Regions from separate parts of the Homo sapiens genome. Here regions 1 and 2 are each linked to region 3. A link is a loop called in an ENCODE intact Hi-C map of the cell type or tissue named here. Cell type or tissue: OCI-LY7. All regions are shown on one strand.

What was found. A loop is a pair of places that touch in the nucleus more often than their neighbours do. Peaks named below come from ENCODE experiments on the same cell type or tissue, not always from the same donor. Only the 100,000 strongest peaks of a DNase experiment are listed, where the experiment ranks them.
Region 1: a loop joins it to region 3, with 4 times the contacts of the local background. A loop is called at or near these places in 4 of 110 quality-filtered maps.
Region 2: it touches region 3 in a loop (4-fold over the local background); 7 of 110 quality-filtered maps call a loop at or near these places.

What each region holds. Positions count from the first base shown.
Region 1 is chr1:107,826,428-107,834,427 of GRCh38, reverse strand. The region is part of intron 2 of VAV3 (vav guanine nucleotide exchange factor 3); the gene reads left to right. Among named protein-coding and RNA genes, the nearest start is that of MIR7852, 67 kb to the left of the region's middle. In OCI-LY7, a CTCF peak has its summit at 1,790; a DNase peak (open chromatin) is centred at 4,847; H3K4me3 peaks cover 1,125 bases; H3K27ac peaks cover 1,419 bases.
Region 2 is chr1:107,784,335-107,792,334 of GRCh38, reverse strand. The region is part of intron 2 of VAV3 (vav guanine nucleotide exchange factor 3); the gene reads left to right. Among named protein-coding and RNA genes, the nearest start is that of MIR7852, 110 kb to the left of the region's middle. In OCI-LY7, CTCF peaks have their summits at 4,676, 4,878, 6,217 and 6,439; DNase peaks (open chromatin) are centred at 4,874 and 6,284; H3K4me3 peaks cover 1,031 bases.
Region 3 is chr1:107,894,008-107,902,007 of GRCh38, reverse strand. All of the region lies in intron 1 of VAV3 (vav guanine nucleotide exchange factor 3), which reads left to right. It overlaps MIR7852 (microRNA 7852), which reads right to left and starts at 4,785; the gene lies at 4,704-4,785. In OCI-LY7, CTCF peaks have their summits at 3,869 and 4,072; DNase peaks (open chromatin) are centred at 1,717, 4,367, 4,887, 6,047 and 1 weaker place; H3K4me3 peaks cover 2,219 bases; H3K27ac peaks cover 4,492 bases.

The DNA of each region.
Region 1 (8,000 bases), 68 kb after region 3:
TCCTTACTGATTTTATGCAATGGAACATTTTTAAAATTCCTGCCTTAGAGCACTGCATGGGGCCCAGTGGTTTAAGAGTTATGAGAGCTAATCCTGAAGGGGGCTAATTTATGACTTGACAACAGCAGAGACATTGGGTACTAAAGACATTCAGAACAGGTATATGTGGTTTTGGAATAATTTACGGGTGTATCATGCATTTATTTCCCTTTAAGAGATGTTTCTTCTGTGTGTGTCCATAAGGGTGCAATTTTTAAATGTAAAATGGGTTTATATATGGCCACACAAAATTGCATAATGAGAAAACAAGAATTATTTACAGCAAATTGTTGACTGTAGTTAAAACACCTGGTTCTGCTTTACAGTTCTCTATAGTTTCTAAATATCTTAAAGTGAGTGAAAGTGTTTTACTTTTGAAAAAGAACTAAAAGTATGTTATGGTTTATTGAGATCTGATACTGTCTCATGTGAGCAATGAACCTAAGGAGTGGACACTGTGAACAAAATTGCATGCGAGTAAGCATTGCCATGGCTAGTGCTTGATTACTTGTAGTAGTCAAGGAAGAACTTGAATGGAATTATTAATTACGATTCATGTAATAATTTTAGCACCATTTTTGAAGCCACCCTTGTCATCCAAGTGACTCCCTAGACCTTTGCTAGCTTCACAATAACAAGAACATTTCACTATTGCTTGGTGGGGTTACAGGGAGTGAAATAGGCACTGACCACACGTCATAAACACACTGTATAATTGATTCCTGAATATTCAGAACTCATCCCTTGAAAAAGAGTATGAACTTTTGGAAAAGATAAACCTAGAATGTTGTAGGTAAGTATAGACATACATAAGTAAAAATTAGAAAAAAAAATTTCTAAAATTTTGTTAGTCTCAGTTATAAGTGAAAAAGTATAGAAGAGAGATTTGAACAAATACGTGATAATATTTTCTTTAAAAAGGATTGGTCTAACATCATTTTAAAATTATGTTATGAAGATGACTTCTTTCTTAAAACCTTATGAACCAACCTCTGTTAGCTTCAAACTTTTCTTCTACAGTTTCCTCACCTTTCTCAGCCTTCACAGAATGGAAGAGAGTTAGGGCCTTGAGTTATGTTTTGGCTTAAGGGAATGTTGTGGCTGATCTGATCTATCCAGACCACGAAAACTTTCACTGTGTCAGTAATAAAGCTGTTTCACTTTCTTATCATTTGTGTATTTACTGGAGTAGCAGCTTTAATTTCCTTCAATAACTTTTCCTTTACATTCACTACTTGTCTAACTGGCACAAGAGGCCTAGTTTTTGACTTGCCTCAGCTTTTGACATGCCTTCCTCGCTAAGCTTAATGTAAATGTTAATGCTTGATCTTCATAATTATTTTATCTTTATGATTTTTTGCTATGATTTTCTAGTTGCGAAAAAAATCATGTATTTCTCATTAGATTTTCACTGTTATATCAAACTTTTTAAAACTTTTGATAGTGAAAATTCCAAGCACACAAAATAGAATAGTATGGTTCTTTGAATCATAGACCTTTTTCTAGCATGAATGCATTCAATTAACAATGTGTGTATGTTATTTGCTCTTCCTAACTTATGATTCAGCAGTTTACATTTTGTACAATGTAATCAATGGCTTACATTTTCTACAGCGTTACTGTTTTTAAAATTTCCATAGCTTAAATATGAATATTGAAGCATCAACACTTTGGAAAACATAAATTAATTGCAAGGTAGACACAAGGGGAGCCATTTCTACCGAGGTGTTAAAGACACCTATTATACTACATCCTGGATATTAGACAGTTGGAAGAGTTCATAAATTAAAAAATAAGCTTTAGTAATTTGGAGTTTGTGTTTTAAATTATTTTATAAAAGACTCAGATAGAAATGAAAATGATGATTTTGAAAATGCTGCCATGAAGAAATAGAAGGCAGTCAGTGGGACTGCCTTTTGGATTGCTGTGAGACTCGCAGGTCATTGTTCAGACTGTTAAAGACCCGGTCCACGAATTCCAAACATTTTCGAAGGTTCTTCCTGTTCTTATCATTGTAACTGCTCTGCCGATGCATTTGCTGACTCTCCAGGCACCTGCTTGTTCACAGTGAGTCTATATGCTTCCTCCGGCATTATATTTAGAAGCTGAAGGAGAGAGACATCTTTAATTACCATCTTCTAATTTCCAAGAGGAGAGAACTAAGGTCCATTAGTCCATTAGATCATTAGCAACGTTTCCCTGGCCATGTTTGTGTTGCTCTTATAACCAGATCAGTCCCCATGGCTGCCAAGTCCTTGCCATCCCTTCACTGCCACTTCCATGGTTACTTGCCAGATGAGACTGACTTTACTTCACACCTGGATGATTGCATTTGCTTCCAAGCTCATGCTCATCTTGTTGTTTTAAGTCAATCCTGTGATCCAATTCAGTAAGTTCTTATGGGTTGAATAGATGTTGTAGGCAAGGCTGTGGTTTAGGTTCTGTATCAGTGACTGGTCAAGATTCCTCAAGGAGCTTTTCCAAATGTGGTGCAATTTTACATACCTAATCTCAGCAGAACCTTTCTACTGAATTGTGGAAAAAAATTCTGGTTTTTACTATGGTTACATGAGAATATGTCTAAAACGAATGTAAAGCTATTAAGTGTATATTGAGTCTATTATATACTAGCATGATGCTGGGAGCCAGAATATCCCAAAAATAGAGGTTTAAAACATAAGCTCTGCTCTGAACAAGTGTACATTCTCATTGTGGATAAAATATACTCATAAATGTGCAAGGAAGGATATATCCAAATACTCAAATGAGCAACATGAACAAAAGGGCAGAAAATCAATGGAGAGAAAACTAGTTAAGAGATTAAAGATGAAGTAAAGCTTGAGATGAACTATTAAGGTTAAATATGAATTGTGAGGAGAGAAAAGATCATTCCAGAGAATAATATTGGGAATAAACATTGCAATATATATGGAAGAAAAATTTCTACTTATTTGAATTTGCCTGTAAAACTATGCTTATCTTTGCTCATTTTGCATTTCCCTGTCAATTTTGATAGCCTTTTCTTTTCTGAAATGACACGAAAACAGTTTTAATTCACTCAGTTCCATTAACCTTGAGTTGGTAATATCAAATTGGTATTATTGTATAGAGATATATGTCATATATTATTTTAAAGTATTTTCCACATATTTTTTCATGTATTGTTTATAAAAACAATTTAAAAGACTATACTGAAAAGTCCTAATATTCTTTTTTTTTTAAACTCACAAAACCCGAAAATTTTTGCTATCATTTACCTACTGTTTTAGCAAGATCTTATTACTGGTTGAGCATCTGAAATAGAAAATCTGGAATCTAAAACACTTCTGGTCCCAAGCATTTCAGATAAGGGATACTCAACCTGTAGAAGTATTTGTGGTTATTCCCCACATCTGAGCTTTACTTATAGTGAGTGAAGATTTTAAGTGGAAGTCACTATCACAAGTTTTGGAATAATCAGCTAGTTTTAAACTAATACAGATATAACACGATATACAAATTAAACTTAATTTTTATAAGCCAGCTGCGGTGGCTCACACTTGTAATCCCAGTACTTTGGGATCCTCCCAAGGTAGGAGGATTGCTTGAAGCCAGGATTTCAAGGCCAGCCTGGTAACATAGTTGTCACCCTGTGATTGCCTGGGGCCAGCATTGCAGATGGTAAAGAATTTACCAAGACAATCGTAGGTAAAGAAAGGCAGATTTATTAGAGAATGAGCAAAGATATGTTGGAAGGGTGTGACAGGCAGCACAGCAGAGAAGGGGATGTCTGCAAAGAGGCAGGGGCTGGAGGGATGTTTTATAGGGTCATGCTGGAGGGGGCTATGTGCAGAATGAGGTCATGCTGCTGGGGCTACCTGTGAAGTGAGAGGTAGTTGTGCCAGCGGGTTGTTTGTGATAAGTTGTCTCTCAGAGCAATTGTTCTCCCCCACCTGGAACCCCTACCTCATTTTTGCTTACTTACATTATCAGGACTCCACAATAGTGAGACCCATCTCTACAAAAAATTTTAAAACAAATTGGCTGATCTTGGTGGTCCATGCCTGTAGTCCCAGCTTCTCAGGAGGCTGAGGCACGAGGATCTCTTGAGGCCAGGAACTGGAGGCTGTAGTGGGCTATGATTGCATCACTGCCCTCCACCCTGGGTGATAGAGCAAGACTTTGTCTCAAAAAAAAAAAAAGTGTGTAATTATGTCTTATTCACTAAATAGTGCATGATCTTATGTGCATGAGAAACTCATAGTTTCTAGAACCTGTTTTCTGGTTCTCAGACTTTTCTGACAATGGCCTTTAAAGCCTGCTGAATTTTAAAAGGTGAAAGGAACTTTTCTTCAAAGGGGAATCTAAATCTTTGGTTAAGGAGTTTTAAGTAGTTTTGCTCATTAACATGGAGTGCTTCTATATACTGTTTCACTTAAATTTAGTTCTTTAAATGAAATAAAACTTGTATATACTGAGTAAAATAGCAGATATCTTATCTCTCGGTTGCTTGTGGGAAAAATCATTCCAAAGGGATGTATGAAAGGCTCCTTGTTTGTTCTGATTAAATGATATGGAGCAAATCTGCGATCTCTTTTGACATTGAACATGTTCCATAATTAAAAGCAATGTAAGCTAGACTGACATTGTAAATATTGTTTTTAAGATTTAAAAATTGAAGTTTCACATTTTTTAGTTCTCATATATGCATTTGAGTTTCTAGGTGGATGTCTTAGGCTAAAGTAAATAAAGTCAACTTTGTTAAGCTACTTGTGACTGCAGCTGCCAAATGCCCCCATTATGAGAAAAAAAATACTGTGGTTATTTTACAGGAAATACTGTACAGGACTGTGGTCTGTGCAAAGGAAGTGCCCACACAGAAACTAAAATACTGTTAGTACTTAATGGTGTACTTTATGCTTGAAGTAAAAATGAGTTGGTATAAATAAACTTTAATCTCCTAGGTTTTATGTTCAGAATTAATTCTAATACACTTTAATGTAGAGCATGGTAATGACTTTGTATTTTTACATGGCTTGCTGACAGAATGCAGCTAGGAGAGGAGCCCACATAAAAGCTATATAAATCAGGGGAACAGATGGTTGAGGGACAATTGTTTGACTTTAACAATATCATACAGTGAGTCAACCCAGATTTAAAATACAATAGTGCTGTAGTAAGCAGCACTATCATCCCCTTTCATTTGCTCTGGAGACTAGCAGTAGATTTGTAATTGTCCTATTGTAATTCTTTTCACAAATCATTTAGTTTATTTTACTAACATCTCTCTGTGTAATTGGCTCATCATGGCAAATGGACCAATTTACATGGCTGGAAAGGAAAGCAGAGTGTGCATGCTGCTTTCCAGCATCCGTAATTTGTTATGTGAGAAGCTTCTTGTTAGAATTCTTGACATTTACTCACCTGCATAAAATAGGGCTGAAAGGGGCTTTGCAAATGATGTAGTTCAGACTTCTCATTTTGCAGGTGTTATCACAGAGGTAAGTTGATGTTTTCAAGATTGATCATTTGTAGACAGGATAATGGCCTCCCTAAGATGTCCATATCTTAACCTTGAAACTGATGAATATGTTACCTTACATGGCAAAAAGGACTTTGCAGATGTGATAAAGACAAGGACCTTGAGATGAGTAGATTATCTTGGATTATCTGGGTGGGCCCAATGTAATCATATGGGTCCTGAAAAGCAGAGAACCTTTTCCAACTGGCTTGGAGAGAGATGCTCCACTGCAGGCTTTGAAGATGGAGGAAGAGGGCTATGTGTCCATAATATCTGGATTGTGGGCAGTCTCTGGAAGGTGGAACAGGCATAGAAAAGAATTATCCGATAGAATCTCCAGAAAGGGATACTACCCTGCCAACCCCGTGATTTTTGTAAGTCAAAAATTCAACATGCGTCTCACTGGCTTAAGTGAGATGCATGTTGATTTTCTGACTTACAGAAATATAAGATAATAAGAGTTGATTTAGGCCATACATTTGTGGTAATTTGTTACAGCAGTATAGAAAACTAATATACTCACTATGTTAGAGGATAAGCCAGGCCTAGACCTCAGGCCTTCTGCCTTACAGCCTAGGTCTTTTTTCAGGTGGTAAGTGCCCTTTATATCACTGAATCTTGTACGCTTGAAAGGCAGAAACAACTTGACTCTTCTTCCTCGATATTTAACGCAAGAACAGGTAAAGAGAGCCACCCAGAGAGAGCTTTTTAACTGATGTCTGAGCACCAGATGTTCCAGAGAGGAGCTAAATGCCAGAATGAATCTCGCTGTGTACTATTTAGCCCTTCAAATTCACTCACCAAAACTGTCTTGATTCAGGAGTATCCAGAATGCTGCCCAGAATGCTTAGCAATTTTGTGACTGCATGTCTTGGGGTGTGTTGAGTCTGGTCTTGACTCCCATGTCCCAGATCATCTGTGGGTGGATGTATAGTTGATAGGCCCTTCCAAGTAATTCTCAAGCCTCTAGTTGGTCTAGAATAGGAATTGACCATTAACTAGTATGAAATAAATTCAAGATACTAATAAAATATTTTAGCTCCCATTTGAATTTTGATTCTGACTTCTCATAAGGTCCTTTATTAAAAATTTTAATCACTCACAGAAATAAGACTGTTTCAAATAAAATCAATGGTTAAAAAACCTCAAATTGGATAAAAGCAAGGACATAATTCCTCAGAAAACCTAATCCAGGAACTTCAGATATGTTTGATGTCATCTGCCAATGCTATTTGTTGGTAATAGCTTTCTGGAACATTATTGGAAAGGATTCTGTGGCCAGGTCCTTGATCGAGTTAAATGAGTTCTTTGATCATGTCTGACTTGGGCAGCTGGGGCAATGCTAATCTACTTCCTAGAGTTTTCTCTCCTTGTATCAATCAATTGTTAATCACTGTTTCTTGGGTGTGATATTTCAGCCAGTTATAAATCCATCTAAATGAACTATATCCCACTCACATTTCTTCATAGGATCTAGGTGGGAGAGATACACCCTGATGAGTGTGATGAGAGTTTGAAAATGTGAAGTACAAGGAACAGTGACCTCATTTGTAAGTTGTTCTTTAAACTCACACCTGGAGAATAAGGAAGGAAGAGGGATTTGAGAGAAGGGAAGAACTAAGTGTCAAATAGTGCTGTCCTTTCCATTCCTTAATAGTAGTAAGTAGTTCTTTCATGTTACCTCTGTCTGGCTTAGTCACAGAAAATTTTATTTAGCTCAGAGGACCCTTGACTGAATGTCGTCATAGGTAGTTCAGGGTAGAAAACAGGTAGATAAAACTAAAAATACATGCATATTAAAATTTTGTGGAGAAGACAAAAAATACATGAAAGAAAGTATGAGAAACTATTACAGCATACTAACTTTTAGGTCATTCATATTTTTTTACTAAATATTTTTATAAGATTTATACAGCAAATGGTAGATACTATTAAAATATTATCTTTTTAATATAAAAAACTGAAACAAGTGATAATATTTAGTGCTTAGATATTAAGCTGTTTATCTGCTTTAAAAAATATAGACTCGGGCTGACATTACACCCTTTATTTTCCGTTTGTTTCTTTCTTTACATTAATACTGGTTTCAGATTCTATAAGCAAAATCAATTTGATTACTGCAGACAGGAGTTCGAAGACTTCACCTTCGTAGCCTCTGTAACAGGGCCTTTTGTGAGAGCACTTTGGCTGTAATGATCAGTTGACCTGTCTGTTGAGTATCATGAAGCTTAAGTGCCTGGAATAGCCCTTGACTTTCGCTAACATTGGAAGTTCATCAGTTTGCCAACTGTCTGCCAGTGAACTGCAGTACACTAGAGCAGTAATGAAAGTATGACCTCATACCTTTTGTGGCAATTTTCATTTTTTCCAAAAACGACACTTACTTTATTGCATTGAGCTCTACTGTGAACTATAATGCAGGAGGGCTCATATTCTTATTATCGCTGTTTACAAATATAAA
Region 2 (8,000 bases), 110 kb after region 3:
GAATAGACAGCATCTATATTTCCATAATACTTAATGTATTTTAACACTGAAAAGTTTTCTTGTAATAATACAGTTAAGGTTTCTATTTTGGCAAAATGTAAGAAAAAAAATACTCAACACTTGCTTTAGCAGTGTGATGGTGAAGTGAGTAACAGATGAGTTTAGATGCTGTAGTTGTTCACAGGGCCTGAGACCCAGCAGAGGGTTCAGTGGAACAATGGGGAATGTTAGCTATTGAAGTACTTACATTCCTTGGAATTCAAGATATCCAAGGATTAATGAGTGCTATAAGTCAAATTGTAATTAAAGATTCAAATCCAAAGGTGCTGGCAGCATTGCCTGCTTTTAGCAGATCTGAATATTGAAAGCTGGGTTCAAATGTAGGTTGTCATTTACCTGCCATCCTCCTAGAAGTCACTTTACTTCTCTGACCCTTAGAAGGTTCTCATTTCAAAATGAAAATACAGAAATCATGGGTTTTGTGAGATTATATAATACTAATCACTTAACCTAGTGCCTGATAATCATAAGCACTCAATAATTATTTGCTGAGTTAAAGAATGGAAAAAAACAAGCTGATTCTCTTGGACCTCAGGGTTTCAAAAAGCTATTCTATTTAAGCCTGTGATTTTCAACCCTGGCTGCATACTAGAATCACTGGAAAGCTTTAAAAAAATTCTCATGCTAAGGCCCCATCACAGACTATTTGAGTCATATTCTCTGAAGGTAAGGTCTAGACATTAGTGTTTTTCAAAAGCTCCACAGATGTTTCTAACATTCAGCCAGGGTCTCTGCCATCTGACAACCATGTTTGTGCAGTTGTCTATCTTGCCCTAGTTGAGTATGCTCTGAAATGCCCTTGAATGTATTTCCTCCTTTACATTGTGGTGCCTTGGGTTCACATGTGTACTCTATCACCTGAACTATTGCAGCAGTCTTTTTTTTTTTTTGATATCACCAAAAAAAACTTCCTTTTAGTTAATCTATTGAACTGCCAGCACAGTTCTCCTAGAAAACAAATTAGAATGTGTTACTACCCTCCTTAAGAACCTTACCCGTAGCCTGTTGAATGAAGTTCTGAGTTTAATGGGGCACACAAGGCTATTGGCAATCTGAATCTACACCATCTTAAGATACATGGGAAGTCATTACTGTAACTTGTCAAGTTTGATAAATGCAGCCAAATCACAGCAAACATGCCCAGAGTTAGGAGGTATATATTTTGGTGTCCATTTTTGCCACACACTGGCCCTCAAACTTTGGTGAGACTATCGATGTATAGAACTCAGCATCTTTCCCTGTTTGGAAGAAAGAACAAGAAGAAATACAGCTTAGAAATAAGTGGAAGGGGCCAGGTGCAGTGGCTCACTCCTGTAATCCCAGCAGTTTGGGAGTCCGAGGCGGGCAGATCATGAGGTCAGGAGTTTGAGACCAGCCTGACCAACATGGTGAAACCCCGTCTCTAGTAAAAATACAAAAATTAGCTGGGCGTGGTGGCAGGTGCCTGTAATCCAAGTTACTCAGGAGGCTGAGGCAGGAGAATCGCTTTAACCTGGGAGGCGGAGGTTGCAGTGAGCCAAGATCATGCAACTGTACTCCAGCCTTGGTGACAAAGCAAGACTCTGTCTCAAAAAAAAAAAAAAAAAAAAAAAAAAGGAAGACATTTAAGGAAGGAGTGATGTAAGACACTGGAAAACATTTGTACTTTTGTATGAAAATGCTGTAGCAGAAGGCTTAATCACCCCATTTGTCATTCAGACCTCAATTCCCCTGTCCCTCAGAGAACTTACCTGGAACCCTTAGATGGAGACATATTCCTTCTTCTCCTCTCCTCTGGCACTGTGTGCCATTCCTCTGTAACCCTTCTCACCTGTGTAAACACGTATGTGCATTTTTGTGACTATTTGCTTGTCTGATTCCCAACTCTGCCATGAATACTTTGCAGGCAAGGTCTTGTCCAGTTTTCTCAGTGCATGTCTACAGGGCTGGGCCTGGCATGTGGTAGGTGATGAATTTCCAGGTGGGTGACCATTGGGTTGACTGACTGAGAAAATAATCAAACAGTTGATGTGTGTAGGCAGTGGGGAAATGGGAAGCACATAAGGCCTGTGTGGAAGGATATTTTCCTCTTCCCTCCAGGGCTGGCCACCTTTTCAGGGTCCCTTTACCTTTCTTCTGGTTCCACTGAAGAGGCCATGGGCTTCTAGAAGTGTAGGCTTTTCTCTGCTTTGCCCATATCAAGCTGGGGGGGCTTTGGGATGGCATGTCACGCTATGCTACCACCTGCGTCTGTGGAGTCTTCTAGCCAGTGTGCATCTGTTTTGTTTCCCATTGTGTTCTGGGTGCTCTGAAGGGTTTTGTGTAGACTTGTACCACTCAGTATGGTTGCTATTAACCACATGTGGCTACTGAGCACTCAGGTTGTGGCTAGTCTGTATTGACATGAGCTGTAACTGCAATAGACACATGGGATTTTGAAGAGTTAATATAAAAAATACTAAAACATCTTGATTTTATATTGGTTACATGTTGAAATGATAATATTCTAGGTATCTTGAATTAAATAAAATATATGATTAAAATTATTTTTACCTGGTTGTATATTTTTCTAACATGGCTTTTAAAATATTAAGTTATGTATGTGACTTACACATTTCTGTTGACTAGCTCTGGTCCAGAAACTACATTTCTTACATCATGAATTCATTTATCTGCATTTCATTTGTTCAGGCACATATGAAAATGAACACTTTCAAGCAGTGTATGAAATGACCACTGTTACCAAACCAGCGAGAACACAGACTTTAAGGACTGTCATTTTATTCTCCTAGTCTGGTAGGCAGTCATAACTTCTGTTAGATGGTTTGAAACGTTTACAGATGCTTCATGATTTTCTTTGAGCAGTCCTGAGGCTGGGACAAAAGATGGAGCATCTTTGGGCTGGAAATCCATGGCATGTTCCCCACGACGAGATCCTATCGTTCTGGCCTTTTCTTTCTGAGACTTTCTGCATTTCATCCTTTGAAGTGGTAATAGCTACGGACAACATTCAGGAAGCAGTGATCTTTGCCAGTGAGTTGTGTGACTTTGACAGCGAGCTGAGTTTGGAAAATGTGTTGACTTTGTCCCAGCTGTGTGATTGTGGGCAGCTCTGAGCATTCGTTAAACTTTCTAAGTCCTTTAGGTCATATGGAACTCTCCAAGTCTATTTCAGATCACATCAACAGTTTCTCCTCTGGCCTGACATGAGCACATGGGGCATGTCCATTCAAAGGGAGTTCATGTGAAAGTTACAGTGGCTTTCCAATCAGCTGGTGATGATGCTGTCTGCTGTATCCCCAGCCACTCTGCTGGAGTTGCTACTGTAATGGTTCAGTGACTAATTGGTGTTTACCTACAGAGTCTGTAAATACATTCCCATTCTTGGTATTGAACATATTAAAATTGCCATGTAATCTTTGTAGCTTATTCTCTCTACTATCTGCTTAAAGGCAGAGAAGGATTTGCAAATATGATTACATTTTCAAAATGAAAGTGTTTCTTTTACGGTTGTGTACTAACAATTCTTTATCATTTGCGTACTAAGTTTAACACACTCTAACAGACCAGCATAAATTTAGGCAGAGCAGGGAATATTTCTATCTAGAAAACTGTGCTTTCAGGCAGCTAACTGCATGGATGAGTTCCAGGTTTTATCTACTTTGCTATTTGGACCGGGGGATGGTAAAACAGTGTATGAGGAAAGTTTCTTACTGTCTTTCACTTGGTGAGAGAAAATTAGTATTGCTGGTCCCAGTTTGCTTTTTTCTGCTTGCTCTTTAGTGGGAAAGTGTTAATTTTGAAATTGCATCTGTAAATTATAGTCATGTGAATTTTGTGCTCTGCTGGAATTTCTATGTGTTGGCCTGGAGTCTGTCTGGAGCACAGCAGGCAAAGCAGTTGGGTGTGGCTGAACATGGGAGTGTGTGGAGAGTGGGCAGAGTGAGGGTGGAAGGGGCAGGGCAGCAGCTCCTGGGGACTTCTCTGAGTGTACTGCTAAGTAACTGGCACTCTGCATTTAAGAATTTTGGGGCTGGCATGGTGGTAATGGTGGTATGATCACATTAATAGTTTTGAAATGTCATACAACCTCTATGGTAGCCAAGTAGAGGATGAAATTGAAGGGAGTGAAATTGTAGGCCTGGAGACATATTGGAAGCTATTCCAATAATTGAGGCAAGAAATAGAGAGGGCCGAGACATAGCAGAGGCATGGGAGGAGAGAAGGGATTGGATCTGAGAGAGTCTGAAAAGGATGAATTGACTGATAGGATTTAGACCTGGCACTTACTTCCAGAAAGTTTCCCCAATGTCTGGCCAGGTGAAGGAGAGGAGTGGGATTGTGGGGTCATTGGGAATGGGGAGGAAAAGCAGGCTAGGAGGAAAAGATGCTCTGTTTGGGGTCTTCAGAGGCAGAGTGTTGAGGTCAAGAAGGCAGAGACGGCAGGACCATAGTGGTGCGGAAATGCCTAATGAGGCAAGTGCAGTCCTGTTTGCTTTAGAAAAAATTTGCTCAATGACCTTCTTTCTCTCAGAATCTGAAAAATATCCACTTTTAATCAAATAAGAAATATATCATTCAGAAAATGGCAACCACAAAAAGCTTCTCAGAGAATAAGGTGCAAGTGAATCTACTTAGAATACACAAGTATTCTCACTGGAGTACGATGTGATGATGAGAGGGGTGGGCCAGAGACTGGTCATTCTTGCCCATCAAACCTGTATCAACCTGAAGAAAGAGAGTCTGGCAAATGTCCAGGTGCCCATCAAGATGCAGACTAGGATCACCTCTTTTAAAGATGCCTTTGAACCCCTCTAGCTCCCTCTGCCCACGAAGGGGTGCAACTGGCCTTGCTGTCTCCCCTGGGCTTCAGATGTTGCTTGTCATACTAGTCTGTGTTTTCCCTCAGTACCCTTCATTGTTATGGTCTTTCCTAATAGACTGTTGGTTTTTTGAGAGCAGGAAGCATTGTATCCTCATTTTGCTCCCTGAAGCTTTTGGAGTGTGTGTCTGGTGTATCTAGCACAGAATGAAGTGTTCAGTAAATACAAGAAACTTATAGAAAGGGTAGTGAAGTGGAAAGAGCAATAACCAGGACAGAAGAAAAGGGACCTGGTACTAACCCTGCTACTATTAGTTGTTTAACCTGGAGCAAGCCAGTTTTTCTGGGCCATGGTATTCTGATAGGCAAAGGAAGAGATTTAGTGAGAATCTGGAAAGTCCATAAATGGTCCTTCAGAGGTCCCTGGATTTCTTGATATTAGATGCAGACTTTATATGTGTTTTTGTGTGTGTATGTGTGTATGTGTGTGTGTAGATAGGTGGGTTTAATTTTTTGAGTAAATGAGTGATAGCTTTCATCATACTCTCAAAGGGATCTATAACAAAATAATAACCACTGAATAAAACATGATATCTCTAGAATTTGTAAGATAGAGTTGTGGGGCCTGGGTATAGGCATTCAGCTAAAGGACTTGTCTGGAAATTGCTATGAACAAACACACCCTAGTTACACAGATTTTTGTGTTTATTTGGAGTAGAGAGGTGTGGCTTCTCTGAGCCCATCCTGTGTACTATCCTTTCTTAGAACTCTTTCAGTTCTATGTGAGGTCACACTCACATTTTGTTTTCTGAAGTACTTTACAAAGACCAAATCTGACTTTACCGATGATGATGAGGATGATGACAATGACAACAAAGGTGATGATGACGTTAGAAATAGCAGCAGAAGTATAGGACATTCTTCTATGTGCATATATCTGTCTGTCTGTCACCTCTTTAACGCTGAAAGTAAACTTGTTTGATAAGTGATGTTTTAATTGTAATTTCGTAGGTAAGGGAACTAAGGCACAGAGCCTTGATCATCTTGACTCCCGTCCTTACCTTGCTAGTAAGAGATGGAGCTGGTCTTTGAACCCAGAAAATCTGACTTCTGAGCCTGCACTTCTAATCAGCCCAGTATATGGCTTTTTTTTTAAAGGAAGTTCTTGTTCTCTGTAGTTTCACTTTTGAAGATTCAAAAAATAGTAAGTATAGAATACTTCTTAAATTTATGATTGTTACCAAGGACAGCACAAACTATAATTTGGATCCATTTAACCTATATAGATACTCTACTCTCTTGAACAATGGAAATGTATTTCCCATAGTTTACAGTCTTCCTGACATAGAAATGTTTTGTTGATCTTATCTGGCTGTACTGCTTTGCTTTGCCCATAGAGGAGGTGCTAAGGACATTTTTCAACAGCATCCCACAGATCAAAGCAACAAGCAGGTGCTTCAGGAAATCCCTAAGATGTGTTGCTGGAAGTGACACTAAGCTGTAGTGTATCCTAATGGGGGTAATTTACTGTGTGAAATTAGAGTTTCGAAGAAAATTATGATAATGAGTTCTGTTGATTTCCTGGGAGAGTTAAGGTGAAACATGTTGTTAGTCTGAAATTTACCATCTGGTCTGGTTTAGAATTAGACCTAATTGTCAGATAACCTGGTGTCTGGGATGCCTGGATAGTATCAGGTCTCTGGGGTGCCTCTAGCTTGCAGTTGACCTGGTCTACAGACTATGCTTCTGTCTGAATTTCTCCACCCAGCACTCATGCCCACACTCCCAGTTCCCTCTTCTGGGGCCCAAGTTTTTCTCCACAACCCCACAGGGCACTTGCTCTGATCCTTCAGAAACCAGGATGCAACATCTGTGCCTTGAGCCTCTGCTGCTAGATAGCAACCTAATGTTGTAGGGGTGTGATGCCGTGGACCCCTTCTTGAACCCCCAAGCTCGTCTTGCATTTGGGGCTCTAGCATGCAGCTGCCTGATTGCCCTTGCAGAGCCCACCTCCCTGTAAGTACCCTTTCCCTCGGAATTCCTTTTGAACCCAGGTTGTTGTTACTGAACCCGGCCTTTCCTTTTGGGTCTGGTATGGGTTAAGTGGTGAGATTTCAGAATAGAGAACTCAAGAAGATAAATCCATAATTAATTAGCAACTTTTTGGCAGACCTACATGTTGGTCTCATGGCTTCCTCTGGTTACTGTGGCTGTGCCTTTCTTAACTCAGGACCTTAAAGGTAGCCATAACATACTGCTCCTGCTTAGATGACTTGTTTTAATTACAAATAACATCAACAGCACTAATGTGCTAGAGAAGCAAAGAGTGGACATTTGCCCGAATGTCTCATGAAGAGAATAGTTTAAAATGGGTAGTTTTATCAGTGTACAATATCACCAGTCTGTTTTCAAAAGCTGTTTTATTTTGTGGTTTTTAAATTAACTAAGGGATGAAAAAAATAAAGAGCTAAAACAAAATAAAAATCATCATTGGTTGAAAATGTTTCATAGGGGAACATGTCAGTATGTTTGTTGGCTCTAGGTTTGAGTAAATAGACAACACTGTCTCATATTTAATGTTTAATTTTCACAATGGATTCTTCAACTATTCATTCTCCACTTGTGCCAGGTTGAGCCCTTTACATATCTGGACACCTATTATCCCTAATCTTTAAAACAATTTAGCAAGGTATTACTCTTTTATTTGTTTAAGCCAGAAATATTTTTGTGTTAAGTGGTTGCTGTGAGCCTGTCTGTGAACTAGGTGATGGAAATACAACAGTGAAGAATCACTTTGATTCTACTGCCCTTAAGAAATTTTCCGTTGTCAGATTGAAAGACCAATGAACAGATCACTGGCACGGCTTATGTTTTTATATACTCTTCAGGGGTGTCTAAATTTATGCAGATATTTTTCATATTGAAGCAATATTTATGCAAATATATTGAATATCATGCCTTTTGTCCTAGTCATCCCATTTAAAAATCTTTCCTATAGCAAAATCTGCACATAATTGAAAAGATCTTTGGCGAGAAAAATAATTGCAGATTTTGCAGAAAAATGTTGAAAAAGCTCATTGACAAGAGAATGGCTAAATCATTGCTGTTTATATACACTGAAATGTTACACAGCACTAAA
Region 3 (8,000 bases):
GCAGTGGCACAATCTTGGCTAACTGCAACCTCCGCCTCCTGGGTTCAAGCGATTCTCCTCCCTCAGCCTCCCGAGTAGCTGGGATTACAGGTGCATGCCACCATGCGTGGCTAATTTTTGTATTTTTAGTAGAGACGGGGTTTCACCATGTTGGCCAGGCTGATCTCGAACTGCTGACCTCAGGTGATCCACCCGCCTTGGCCTCCCAAAGTGCTGGGATTACAGGCGTGAACCACCCTCTCCAGCCCAGTTTTGTTTTTAAGTAGTTATCTCTAAGCAATTTAATAAATATTTATGTCCCAACAACATAGTAGTTGGTTGAAAGAAAATAATACAAGTACATTGAAAGGAAAAATATTTTTATTTTTATTTTATTCTTAAATACCCACAATTATTACTAATGGGATGTGTGTGCCTGTTGGGCACTACATAACTTCTCAAATCTTGGAATAAGATTACACACCACCACACCCTCATTTTTTGTTTTACATTGATTGTTGTACCATGTTTAGTTGTTAACCACTGCATCTGCTGAATATCCAGCTTCACAAAGATACACCATTAAAAGGAACTTAGTGGGATCTAATGTTAAAACTACACAGTAATTTGAGCTAGTAATTCATGCAGTATCAGATGCTGAATATTCTTGTGATTTTTTTGGTGAAAATTTAAAATATCCTGCAGTGTCTCTGAGTTTGCTGTGGTGTTCCAGGATACCTTGGTGTATAATTTAGGAACCACCAACCAATAATCTTAAACTAGTAGGTTATGGGACACAGGCCAGAAATTATTTGCTTCCTAGTGCTTTTTAATCACATAGGTAAATTGTCAGCTACAATACCTGGGACATAGCAGCTCCCCAGCTGGTGTAAATTATTTTTCCCTTGCTATACTGTCAGCATTTATAGCCATATCTTTCCATGGTGGTCCGATTTATATTTACAGTCCAGTAATCTTTAGTAAGTACAGTCTGGCATATCTTATTGCCAATTGTTTGATTTTATGTGGAAGTGGGTGACACAGTTATTACTGAGTCTCTTTATAAAAATCTTATTTACGTAAAATATACAAGGTAAGGAAATGCATTCATTAACAACTGAAGACTGAGTGAGTAAAAAAATAACTTGTGGACACTATTTTCTTGTATAATTGAAAATTATGCACCACTACCACCACTACCACAAATAGTTTTGTATAAGATATGTCTGTTAAGTTCAGAGACCACAAAGTCCCTATTGTGATGCAATAACCTCGGTTAACTGAGCATATCTTCTCCATGTCCTGGTGAGGATAGCTATTTCAGAAGATCATTTATAGGACCATTTACAAAAATACAGTATCAATCACACTGCTTATTTTAGCATGCTTCAGTTGTGGTTTACAGGCAGTGATCCCTCTGTAAATGGACTGCACTTATCAACATGCTCTCATGGTTTACAATGATCTTGACAGCAGATTTAGTGGATTGAATATGGGTCTGATATGGTATGGCCTTCTCAAAGTCTAGACTTTATAAGGTGTAACATTTCACTTTGCACGTGGAAGAGAAACTTCTCATGTTCTCCCTGTTAAGAGTTGAAGGCCTAAAAACAATTTGCAAGTACTGTGTTGATGATTTAGTTATTAGCACATTTTCCAAAAGCATGTAGAGAAAATATCAAATTTGCATGCAGTGGTAAGGGGTGCATAAAGGTAACTTCCTCCTGACGTGTGGCTACAAAGTATACTATGGATATACTTTGCGGCTACACTGTACCACGTTTTCACTTCTCATATCCTGTTAATTTTCAGTAGGTTTCCTAAGTGTCGAAGCTTGTAGTCTATGTAGCAAATGTATTTCTATCCATGTGTAACTGTTTCAAATTATGGAAAATATCACACCTTGAGCCTTGAGCTTTACTTTGTAATGTGTTTAGTGCAGGATTGAGTTCCTTGAAAAGTGAAGAAGAAGAGATAATTTTAGTGAGCTACAAATGCCTGCTGATATATATTAAGTATGCTGAAAGTGTATGAATATAAAAAAAGGAATTTTATGGAGAAAGAATAGTTGAAAGACCTAAGGAGATTCTTGAAGGGGTCAGGTTTCAGGAAACTAAAGAGCCACCCAGCTAAGATACAGATCAAAGTAAGCCTTATGTTTATTGCTTATCTGTTCTGGGAAAAGCAGAGGCAGCCAAGTAAGACTTCTGATCTGCTTTCAAAACCTAATTCACCAGTTATTATTAGTTTGGCTTTAGGCATGTTACTTCATTCTCTAACCACACGTACCTCACCTAGAACAATACCCAGGCGGGAATGGGAACAATACCTATTTCATAAAATAATCCTGAAGATTAGATGAAGTAACACTGCAAAGGACTTCACTCAGCCTTGATACATCATTCTGCCTTAGAAAATTCCAATGAATTCATTCTCTTTCCTGTCCTACGGAGCTCACATGTGGCTGGCTCCTTGTTTCTTAAACCTTCCCTCAATGTGTAGTTAACTGTGCCATCATCTGTGCCTTTGTAGCCCTTCACAATGCATCCCATTATAGCACGTATCAAATTGTATTATTTATTCCTGCTTCTCTTTGCTAGTGGGCTGTAAGGTCGTTGAACATGAGGGACCACATCTTATTCAGCACCTTGCGCAGAACCTAATAAGTGCTCAAAAATGACATGCAGTGAATGAGATGATTGGATGGCCGCTTACCGCTGTTGGCTCAGCCCAGACATTTTTTTATTAATATATCTCTATGACTGTGCCCTTGACACTCTCTTCTATATTTCTAGATGCTTAGTAAAAGAAATAGATACTTTCATAATTTATTTTTAGGAAATAATAACTGCATTGTGAAAAAAGTCATCTAGGAAACTTTTCTGCCCCCACCCTTGTAGGTAGGACAACCATTTTTATTCTTTGTGCCCTCTCAGAACCACATACATACTTTCATCATCTTCATCATATACTTGAACCATTTATTGAACTCATTTGTTTGTTTTTCTAATGTATAGTAAGCTTTTGGAGAGAAGGCATTGCATCTAGTTCATCTCTACATCCTTAGTACTCAGAGGGTATTTGTTGACAAATGGACTGAGTGTATCCCTTTCTTAGACTGAGACATTATTATTTTTTTAGAATGAAGAACCTTCCCATTACTTAAAATACTTTGTTTTTAAATGGAACTACATTGCTTAGAATAGTTTAAAAGATGTTTTGTTTTTTATGTTCATGTATAGTATATAATCTGTTGCATGAATATTTTACTTACATATTTTATGGGATATGTGTTTTCAGTAGATATATTTTTATAGGAGATACATTTTTAAATACCTACAAAAATCCCAGTACTGTGAAGTATCTGTGTCATTAAGTGTAATAAAACATATTACAGTAACAGTAATCTGCTGAATGCTTCCTATTACCCTGCAGGGACCCTAGAGATTGAAAGCTTTATTTTGGAAAAGTCATCTTTATGGTAATAATGTAAATGGATGTATTAAGTAACAGAGCACTTATAAAGAGATCCTTGTCTAAAGGCTTGGTATGTAGGGCAGAAAACCATGCTTCACTCAGAAGGCCACTGGCTGTGGTGGAAACTTGCTGTTTCTTCATGGAGTTGATAACAAATATTTTTTCATGTTATTTTTTCTCACATTTATTTTTCAAAGTAAAAACATTTATTTTTCATATTTGTAGAATTCTTCTATTTATAAAAGTAATTTCTACTTATGAAGAGAGCAGAAATAAGAGGAACTCTCACTACCCAGAAATAACCATTGTTAAATTTGTTGTGTGTAATTCCCTACATGTATACATGCATTATATATATGTATTCACGTGATGATACTCGTTCCCCCATATTTTCCAAAATGAGGTCATAGAACAGGTGCTGAGTTTTGATCTGCTTCCTTTTTTTTTTAATTTAATAATGACATTCTTTGCCCAAAGGAGTAATAAAACCTATTTTTATCTAAAATCTCTGGAGAACAAAACATTTTACCTAATAGTTTTCAAGTTAGGTAAGGGTTTTCATACTCATATTTTAAACTTTTTAGCTTTTCATAAAAAATCTTTTAAGATGTGGCACACTCTAGTGGTTATGAGACTTTGGGTTTTATTGAACAGTGTAGGGAAAAGAGCAAGAGGGGATTTTAGAAAGTAAGGTACAGCAATAAAATTTCATAAAATATGTCTTAATGTGTACTATCCCTTTCATTTCATAAAGGAGAGGACCGATTCTAGCACCATACATGAAGGAAGAGTATAATCTCAGAATGCCAGGCTGCCATTCAGGAAGTACCAGCATGCTGTCTCAGATAAGCGGTTCTGAGGAACTGCAGTCTATGGTTTATGCACTTACTGAGTTACCGTGGTGTCATGGGCAGGGTGAATGCACCTGAGGTGGTGCAGGACGCCAAATAGTGTAACTAGAAGTCCCAGAGGAGGCTAAAGCCTTCTTGACTAAACTGCGACCCTGGTGCTGTGTGGGTAGCTCCTTTCCTGCCTCACTTCCTCCTTTTCCTTCCCTCGTGGCATTCTCAGCTTTCCATATGCCCTTTCTGGGTCCTGGTTGCTCCTGTTCCCTCCCCTGTTGCTCCTGATACTCACCTCTTCTTGTCTTTTCTCTCTTTCTCCCTCTACTTTTTCAATTCTCATGGTTTTCTCTGTAGAGAAAAGCTGATCTTTTAAGACACAGTGGTCTTTTTGTATGAAGTATGTAAATGCCTTTGACTACTACATACATATGCCTACATATGAAAGTAGTAGTAGGCATATGTATGTAGTAGTCAAAGGCATTTATTAATTTAGTTGTTCAATATATATTTACTGCTGTGTCTCTAGGCAACAGAGATGCAAGGCCAAGCCAAACCTCCTCCCTTGGGAATTCTCAGGACAGTGGCAGTTACTTTGGGTCTTTAGCACTTATGGCAGGTGTCAGTGCTGCTCCGGCTCCTTGTGTTGCCATCTGGGTACTGTTTAAACCTTATTGTGGACTGTGGATTTCTTTGGGTGAAAGTCTGTTTTTCTCACCCTTCTATCTGTTGAGTGCTGTGCAGTGTCTTGTACAGAATAGATTTATTTTCCTGTCTATTTCTGGAGAGGGGCTTTTTTTGAAGATCTGATCAATGATTGGAGTCAAACTCTTTAGTCCCACATGTGATCCATTGTAAACTAACTGGCAAATGTTTCATATTTCCCCTCTAATACATAACAAAAACAGTTTAAGTCTGAAAAGTGGTATAAATGGAACGGAACATGACATTCCTGTAGCCATTTTTTTAATACAGATTATATCCCTGATTAATAACAAAATTGCCAGTCTTTTTAAATATAAAATTACAACAACCATATAGAATCACACACCTCCAACCTCTGCTGATCTTGATCTTAGTACATGAGGCTTGGGTTGCGATTAGATTTATTGTGGCAGGAGGTTTTGTGTTTGAGGAACTAAAGGACTTTCTAGTAAACATAGATGCAGGAGAGCAAATTTGTGAGTAAATACCTTAAAGTCTTTATATAAGTTTTTTGTAGTTAAAGTCACTAACACAGAACAATAATAACAGTACAATAAATACAGAGAATGTACGTGGCATTTTAGATATCAAGTTGGTAATAATGGCTGCTGTGCGATTAATTTGATGAAAGAGGACAGTGATGATCCTGATTGGAAGATTGATAGCTCTTGGGTGGGGTGGGGATGGGGAGAGGCACTCCACTTGCTTTTCTTAAGGACTTGCTCAAAGTAAGTCTGTGTCTCTAAGTGGAGAGCTTTATCAATTGATTTCTTTTTAACATTTGATATATGTCCAGTATGTTCTGCCAAATGCAGGTTGCCAACCAGTAAGTTACAGAAATGGCTCCATGGTTCTGCAGTGCTCTGGCTGCCTAAATTGAACATTATGTATCTGTGTTGTTCTGATGGAATTAGAATCCTGCAGGTGCTTGTGGCCATGGGAGAAAGTGTGTGGCAGCACCTCTGGCACGGAGAGTTACTTCCTGCAAGAAGTCCAAGCTGAAAATGGATCCCCGCTGGGCCACATTTCTGGTGCCACTTCATTGAGCACTTTCTGTGTAGCAGCAGTTTCCTGGTGTTACTGCTGAATTGTTTCAGGGGTAATTTCCTGTGAGTTCAGTATGCATAGTAACAATAAAGAATTTTCATATTGCTATGTGATTAATGTTTATTAAGTATAAAATTTCACAGTTGTGTAAAAATATGCAAAATTTATAACTAATTCATTTTTGAGCAAGGACACATGATTGGGGTGGGATTACTATTTAATAAAAATGCTACTCTATTATTTATTGTAAGTCTTTTACAAGTGTACAGAAATCAGTGACGTGGCCAATAATACCAGTTTTTCTTTCCTGTGTCACTGGGTAGTCTAAAGGCATAGTGAGGTGTTTAGTAACTTCATAGTTTAGTAACTGTGAAGCCAGGCTGCCTCAGTTTGAATCCTACCTCCTCTAACTATTGGCTGTATGACATTGGGCAACTATTTAACATCTCTCTACCTCTGTTTCCTCATCTGTAAAATGGGGGTAGCTGTGAGAACTGGATAAGATTGCTTAGGATAGTGTCTGACAGAGTAAGACCTTTGTAAGTGTTAGTTCTACTAATTATTATTTTTCAGATTCCTGCATTATTTTTATAACAGCAGATGACAAGCAATGTGAAAAAGTACCATTATAAGTACAATGTAAGTGGAATACAAATGTTAGCCATGGTTTTCTACACCTTTGAGGAAATAATATTGATTTTTGTTCCCCACTCACGTCCCATGGGTGAGAGTCCGATTCCTTCTCCAACAAGTTTCTGAAGCCTTGGGGCTTAAGTTCTCATGATCATTGCAGCCCTGTGTTCCTGCTCCTGCTTCCCATAGCTCTTTTTTTTTTCCTCTTCGTCCCAAACTGACTTGGACAAGAAACTCAGTCCCTTCCTCTTGATTTCTCCTCATTCCCCCAGCTTCTCTCATTAAGCATTTGGGTGGGCAACAGACTTCATGGGAGGCTTTGGCAGTGGAGGTGAGAGGGGCTGAGATCTGTTGTAAACAATTTATAGCACCTTTTGTGTTAAAGCAAACATGACTGCCTGATAGAATAGAAAGCAGAATTTACATATGATAAAGAAATTCTAGCTGTGTGGTAGACTGGGCCACTTCAGGCAACCAGAACACCAGGAATGTGCATTTATTCTCCTCTGTCATTAGGGGTACTTCTATGGGGGAAATGTTTGGGGAAGTACATTTGATAATTGCATCATATAGTGAGCAAACAGTTTGAAATTTGTCTTTCAGTCACTGTTCTACAGTTTGCAGGTAACACCCTATAATATTTATATCTGCCGTTTTTAAAAGTTAAGAATTATTAGGAAAGCATTTATTGTCTTTAATTATAGAGAGAGTAATGTAACCATATTGTCTCTTTATCTTTTTCTTTTTGGGAGCTGCCTGCCAAGATTTAGGAATCATTTTGTTTTTCTAAACACTTAATTTCATCATAATGAAATTTCTTGTCTAATGAGATTTATATCACTTTCCTTATTATGAGAGTTCAGCTTGTTTTAATTGTGATGTCTGAGAACTTATACTGAAACTTGCCGTAGTCAGGAAGACACCTGTCCTAATAGGAAGACATTTTACTTAATGAGTTGATGCCAGTTTAAATTTCTGCCTTGTTTTACTTCTACCTTTTCTTCTTTGAGTAGTGAAAATTGCATTTTTATCTAGCTTTAAAATTTGCTCTCTGCAGTGAGATCTACTACATGAAATCTTTTCTCAAAGTGATCTGTGTGAAAATTTAAATTAATAAACATATACCATTATTTGGAATATGAGCTTTAATGAAAATTCTTGCCCGAGTAAACAGTGTCCATTTACAGTCAACTATAGGAAATAATTTAACTATTTACAAGGATGCTTTTGAGGGATGACATTGGTAGTCATTGATTGTTGCAGCCCCAATCAGTATTCTGTGTGTGCTTTGACTGGTTTGGTGCTACTTACCTTCAC